2 separate regions of the Homo sapiens genome follow, and region 2 is linked to region 1. A link is a contact called in ENCODE Hi-C or POLR2A ChIA-PET data. All regions are on one chromosome and are shown on one strand. Each heading gives the region's core, a stretch centred on a gene start or an enhancer-like site at or near the end of the contact. The rest is flanking DNA. Distances are from core to core; before and after follow the strand shown. Region 1 overlaps CAPZB (capping actin protein of muscle Z-line subunit beta). Region 2 overlaps CAPZB (capping actin protein of muscle Z-line subunit beta).

The links. A loop is a pair of places that touch in the nucleus more often than their neighbours do. ChIA-PET counts read pairs that join two places held with the same protein, here RNA polymerase II (POLR2A). Pooled maps may share reads with other maps.
Region 2: a map of endothelial cell of umbilical vein shows a loop between it and region 1 (17-fold over the local background). The contact joins two enhancer-like sites. A Hi-C loop is called at or near these places in 18 of 168 maps with a recorded cell type or tissue (B cell, Caco-2, HepG2 and 13 more), 3 of 37 single-sample maps with no recorded cell type and 19 of 50 pooled maps. POLR2A ChIA-PET finds 5 or more read pairs at or near these places in 4 of 52 experiments (A549, BJ, activated CD4-positive, alpha-beta T cell and 1 more).

The regions. Positions count from the first base shown.
Region 1 is chr1:19,336,974-19,340,211 of GRCh38, forward strand. CAPZB (capping actin protein of muscle Z-line subunit beta) reads right to left here. Exons shown (of 9, transcript NM_004930.5): 9 at 1,802-2,644. The coding sequence ends at 2,557. Among named protein-coding and RNA genes, the nearest start is that of SLC66A1, 26 kb to the left of the region's middle. RefSeq lists enhancers at 381-1,345, 2,512-3,013. Within about 2 kb of position 1,383, at least 3 of the 41 ENCODE cell types and tissues checked have a DNase peak (open chromatin) inside an H3K27ac peak, as active enhancers do.
Region 2 is chr1:19,382,373-19,385,514 of GRCh38, forward strand. It overlaps CAPZB (capping actin protein of muscle Z-line subunit beta), which reads right to left. Exons shown (of 9, transcript NM_004930.5): 3 at 3,133-3,142. Among named protein-coding and RNA genes, the nearest start is that of SLC66A1, 72 kb to the left of the region's middle. Within about 2 kb of position 1,884, at least 5 of the 41 ENCODE cell types and tissues checked have a DNase peak (open chromatin) inside an H3K27ac peak, as active enhancers do.

The sequences.
Region 1 (3,238 bases), core at 133-2,632:
CTGCCAAAGATTATTTGCTTGGCCAAACTTTAGTCAGGCTCCTGAACCTTCCCCTAGGCCCACCTGTGTGCCCTTGTAAAATCCAGTTTCAGCAATCCCTTGCTAAGTCAATTTTACAAAAACGGCCATCCTTGATATTTTTTTTCTTTTTTTGAGACAGGATCTCACTGTCTTCTAGGCTGGAGTACAGTGGTACGATCTCGGCTCACTGCAGCCTCAACCTCCCAGGCTCAAGTGATCCTCCCAACTCAGCCTCCCAAGTAGCTGGGACCACAGGTGCACACCACCACGCCTGGTTTGTATTTCTTGTAGAGATGGGGTCTATGTTAACCAGGCTAGTCTCAAAGCCCTGGGCTCAAGCCATCCTCCCAACTTGGTCTCCTAAAGTGCTGGGATCGTAGGCGTAAGCCACCACACCTGGCCTCATCCTCCACCCCCACCCCCAGGTGATGTCTGGTCACCCTGGCCTGTCTTCAGCAAGAATCCTGTTAGGTGTGTTTGGCCGGAAGACCCCTGACCCCTGAGGTTTCCTCTGAGTCATTTTCCACCCACTGCCCCCCTCTGCTCCTTGGCTCTAATCCCCACCTGCCCGTGCTGCTGCACTCAGAGTTGAGCCCAATCTCTCTCCCCATCCACAAGACCCCACTGCAGTGGCCCCTGTACCTACCTTGATGATCCTGGATAAAACTTTACCATGAAAGAAAATGAAAAGCAAAACATTTGTTTTTCCAGCCCCTTCTGTGTGCCAGGCACCTTGCCAACATGACCCCGGGAGGCTGCAGCACCCGTGTGCCCATGGGGAACAGCTCGCTGGGCCCTTCTGTGTGCCAGGCACCTTGCCAACATGACCCCGGGAGGCTGCAACACCCGTGTGCCCATGGGGAACGGCTCGCTGGGTGCATCCCCTCATGGCTCACGGCTGGAGTGTGCCTGCGTTCTCCACGTGGCACTAGGAACTCAGGGGGCAGGGGCTTCTCTGCTGTCTGTATGCCATGGCACTTGCACTCCATAAAGATACTGCATCGGCCGGGTGCGGTGGCTCACGCCTGTAATCCCAGCACATTGGGAGGCGGGAGGGTCACCTGAGATCGGGAGCTCGAGACCAGCCTGACCAACAAGGAGAAACCCCGTCTCTACTAAAAATACGTTAGCTGGGCATGGTGGCACATGCCTGTAATGCCAGCTACTGAGGAGGCTGAGGCAGGAGAATCGCTTGAACCTGGGAGGCGGAGGTTACAGTGAGCCAAGATCATGCCATTGCACTCCAGCCTGGGCAACAAGAGTGAAACTCCGTCTCAAAAAAAAAGATGTTGCATCAGACCCAGGGACCTCAAACACATGGGCTGGCCAGGTTGTGGAGCCCGCTGATTGGCCACGGACAGATGGGGGGATGGTCTCGGCAGGGACTTTGAGATCTGCTTCAGATCTTCCCTGGGGCAGTTTGGAGGGTAGAAGGCAGACTCTGTGGCTCTGTGCAGCCTTGGCTGAGTTACTGCAACTGAACCTCGGCTGCCTCACATTTGTACTAGGCACAGTGGGAAGGCGGCGGGAGGTGCGTGCTGCGGCGCCAGAACAGTGTTTGCTGGTGCTTCTGCCCTCCAACGGCAGAGGGCGGAAAGGGACAGGGACTCTGCACCTCATCACATACCTGGTGTTTTCAGGGCGGCGGGGCTGGGGACGGGACACTTCCTTGCTGCCGTGAGCGGGGCCCACACGCGTCCCAGCTTGGAGCCAGCGCACGGCCACGGCCACACGCGCTCGGAAAGCGAGGCCGGCGAGAAGGAACACAGAAGGCCAGCGCTAACTGCGCCCCAGTTTCTTTTTATTGATTTCTTTTCTTTTCTTTTTTTAAGTATGGAGGCTCAAGTATAAGATGTAGATTTTTTTCTTAAGCTTTACAAAAAAACAAAATAAAACAAAAACCTCCTTTTGCATTCCATAGAAATTGACAGAAAAGCACCTGGCCGGAAGAGCGGAACGGTCGGCGGCACCCCCCCCAGCCCCCACCCCGCGGCCTCCGTGGGACGGGAGAGTCTGCGCAGGACGGCACCGAGGGCCACCTCTGCTCCCAGAGCTGTCCCCTGTCCCCACGACCCCCAACCCCAAGCAACTCCCAAACACACACGGAATAAGATTTCCAGTTTTTCTTCTCTCTTTCACACACCACAGTTAGTTCATAAAATTTTTTTGTTTTACATTTTTTACACCAATGTACCAAAAAGGTGGGAGGGAAGGGAGGCTGGCAGACAGTGGATTTTATGCCTATAAATGGGGGGACAGGGAGGAAGACGGGGGGCCCGGGTGAACAAAAACCACACGGTCTCTATGGAAATGTGGAGAGAACTGAGAGCGAGGTGTGGCAGAAGCAGGCTCGGAGCCGGAGGAGGGTGGCTATCGGCTTTATTCTCAGGGAGAGATGGCGCTGTGCGGTCAATGATGCAGCTGTTATGTGACCTGTCGGGGAGGGAAGGGACGAGGGAAGGGAGCAGAAAACGAGTTTTCTAAGAAAGGAATCTAACGAGTGCACGGCGTGTCTGGTTAGCATGAAACAGAGGTTTAGCATTGCTGCTTTCTCTTCAAAGCCTCCACCAGGTCATTCTTCAGAGCTTCTTGTTTTGATTTGTCTGCAAAAGTCTGCACAGACCTGCAAGGGAGGAAAGGCGTTATCAGCAGATTGAACAGGGACTGGTGAGGCGGTGGAGGCCTGGGGGCCACCATGCCAGTGCCTGGCTGATTTGCTGCATGGACCCGCTTCCTGGGGTGAGGCTCTGGGTCACTGGGCTGGGCATCTGCCCCTCTCAGAAAGGGGCAAAGGGGTACATGGCCGAGACCTGCACCCTCTGCACCTTGCCAGGCCCTGTGGGGGTGGCATATGGCTTACATGGACAGGTGCTCATCTCTGCCCCTGGCCACCGGTGACCCGGCCATAGTCCCTAGAACCCTAAGTTCACTCCTCTGTGTGTAGGTCCCTATGTCACCCTAAGCCACAAGGTGGCTTCTGGGCTTCCAAACACAATGGAACAAAGCCCCTCTGCTTCAGAACAGCTACCCTGGGTTGCTGGCTGGGGACTCAGGCCAGGGGCTAAGAGGGGAGGACTCCGGGGCCATGCGGGTTCCTCTATAAAAGCTTCTCCCTTGCCCAGGCCCTGCCCAGCAGAAGAGCCTCATTCCTCATCCCACAAGTGCAAGGTGCAGCGTTATCCCACCCTTGGGAGTGGGTAAGAACCAGTGTCTCTGC
Region 2 (3,142 bases), core at 634-3,133, 46 kb after region 1:
AGATTTCAAAAGTCAGGACTTTCATTTCCCTCCGAGAAGGCTTTTTGTTTCAGCTAACAGGTTTCAAACGGTGCTGCTGGCAACGGTCACACCATAAGGATCTTATTTAAGCAAACCATCAAACACAGTCAGGATGGAAATCTGTGGACAGAATCAGAAGACCTTGAAGTTTCATATCGAGAAGAGGAGAAAGAAAGACATACTTTCTGCCTCCACACCCCAGGCTCCTCTCTAAAGGCCTGAGATCCCCCAGAGCTGGTGGTAGGGCCTCAGGAATGCAGGTGGGGGACAAAGGGGTGACCTGGAAGGGCTGCAGGTACCAAGTCTCCCGCAGAGCCTGGCCTAGCCACGGACCTAGACATGATCCCGTCCTTCCACCAGCTCCTGCAGAACAGCTGCCTTACACAGTCAACTGGAGTTTTTAGGTGGAAATAATAAATATAATAATGATGTTGATTAAGCAAGACCAGTTCAAGGAACACCTCCTCCAGGAAGCGTTCCCTGAACTGCATGCCGGGCGAGAATACTTCTCCCTGCCTGCTCCCTGGTCTGTCAGACCACTCACCATCTTCACTGGACTTCTCTCTCTAAGGGCTGGTCCACCCACTTCATCAGTGGCTCCCTGGCTGGGCAATGTGGCTCACACCTGTAATCCTAGCAATTTGGGAAGCTGAAGTGGGAGGACTGCTTGAACCTAGGAGTTCGAGGCCAGCCTGGGCAACAAAATGAGGCCCCCATCTCTACAAAAAAAAAAAAAAAAGGAGAGAGAAAAAGTCAAAAAAATTAGCTGGGGCTGGGCGCAGTGGCTCATGCCTATAATCCTGACATTTTGGGAAGCCAAGGCAGGAGGATCATTTGAGGTCAGGAGTTCAAGACCAGCCTGGCCAACGTGGTGAAACCCTGTCTGCACTGAAAATACAAAGACTAGCTGGGAGCGATGGCGTACACCCGTAATCCCAGCTACTTGGGAGGCTGAGGCAGGAGAATCTGCTTGAACCCAGGAGACAGAGGTTGCAGTGAGCTGAGATCGTGCCACTGCACTCCAACCTGGACAACAGAGTGAGACTCTGTCTCAAAAAAAAAAAAAAAAAAAATTAGCTGGGCATGGTGATACATGCCTATGGTCTTGTGCAGGGGGCCATGTTCGCATCACTGCACTACAGCCTGGGCGACAGAGCAAGATGCTCCCAAGGACAGCACCTGGACGCCATGCTGTGACCAGCAGTTCCAGGCACAGAATGAGCCCTTCAAGGATGAATTTGATCGGCCTCAGGGCTGTATCACCATCTATATGCTGGGACATCTGCAGCCACATCCCCAGCCTAAACCTCTCTCCTGGAACTCCACATGGTACATCCACAGCCTACCTGGTATCTCCACTTTGATCTAATGGGCCTCTCAAGCTTAAAGTGTCCCTATGCCTGCTCCTCCCCGAGTCCTCCTCACCTCAATCAACAGTGGCTCAGGTCCGAAGCCTTGTAATCACCCTTCACACCCCACCTCCTCTTCTTCCATCCCCACCTACCTGCAGAGGCCGCTGGCTCTACTTTTAAAAGTGACCTCAAATCTCACCACTTCTCACCATTTCAACTCTAGTCTGTGGTCTGAAGGAGGGCAAAATATAATCTCTACCTAATTTCCATTTAAAGCCAGGAAAGGGACATGATTATAAAACTGTTGTCTAGTCTCTTATAAGTCAGTATTAAACTTTTTAAGTATATGACAATGTCTGTGCCATTCAACATTTCACGTGTGTTACTTCTTTTATCCCCCCAATAAATAACCCTGTGCTAACTTTTATTACCCTCAGCCTGGCCTTCAAGACCCTGCCAGACCTGCCCTGGCCATGCCTCCTCCCTCATCTCCGCCCCCACTGCCCTCCCCTCACTGCCTTCTCCACCTCTGGCCTTCTGCCAGCTCCATCCTGGTGAGCTCATCACCCAGGGCCTCAGCACCCAGCAGGCTCTTCCCCAGACCTGGACCTTTTCATCCTCCAGTTCCCACTTGTGGGAGAGCCTTCCCTGCCTGCCCGTCCTCTCCCTCCCTCCCACTGTCCTCTTTATTTTCTTCAGGAAGCATTCTGTTGAGTAAAGAAACACTACTATTTCCGTTTTACAGATGACAAAACTAAAAGACCAGCGACAATAAGTGATTTGTCAAAGTCCCATTGACACAGGGAGCTGTGCTGGTTTGAAGCCCACACTGGCTGACTCCTGATCATTTTTCCTGCTTTGACTTCCCAGAAGCCTTGCCCCATCTCCAAAGAGAGCATCAGGGTGAAGCTTCAAGACAACCCTGGTTCTGTGGTCTCCAAATAAACCTAAAGCAGGCTGTGTTCCTCTACCATTCTCCAAGGCAGTGACTACTGCAATTCATCATGGAAACACTGGGCCAGTTTAAGGATTCCCACTCTTAAAAAATAGAGGTATAACTCCTACATGCCCTTAAAACCCAGCTCAGACATCACCTCCTTCAGGAAGTCCTCCTGGAGTTGACCATGGCCTCTTCTGTGCTACCGTCCCACCCTGAACAGACTTTGCACTGGCTGTATGAATCACATCATACAGTTACCAGTTACCCAATGTGTCTCCTATGCTAGACCTGGTGATCAGACACCCAGGGCAGGGACTAATGTCAACTTAGTTATTTACAGCCTTGGGCGAGGTGACGGAAAGAGAGAGGAGAGTTGTGTATCTGACAGAGCTGCGTTCGTAGATCCCTTACCACAGAGACCCTCCCAGCCCTCAGGATCCCCATCATATGCGCACCCTGTACACTGCCCTCCGCAGGACTGAATGCAATTATAATAGAACAGTTGTTTTTGAACAACATCCCTCTCCCGTTAGACTGGAAGATCCATGAAGGCAGGGGGCCTTTGGTCCGCTGCTCTATCTCTCATGCTTGTGGGTGGCACTCTTCAAACGTCTGCTGCATGATTGGAATAACAGATGGAACGATGAGAAGAATGGGGAGGACAAGAGAAGAAAGGAGAGGAGGGCAGGGAACAAACGGAAGGAAAGCTGAATGGGCTGCCAGCTGCCCAAGTCCAAGGTCCCCGTGCTCTGCAGCAGGTACCTACGGCAGCCCGCGTGTGCCTGCTGTGCCTGCTGCATCCCCGGGGCATGAGCTCACCTATAGGAGT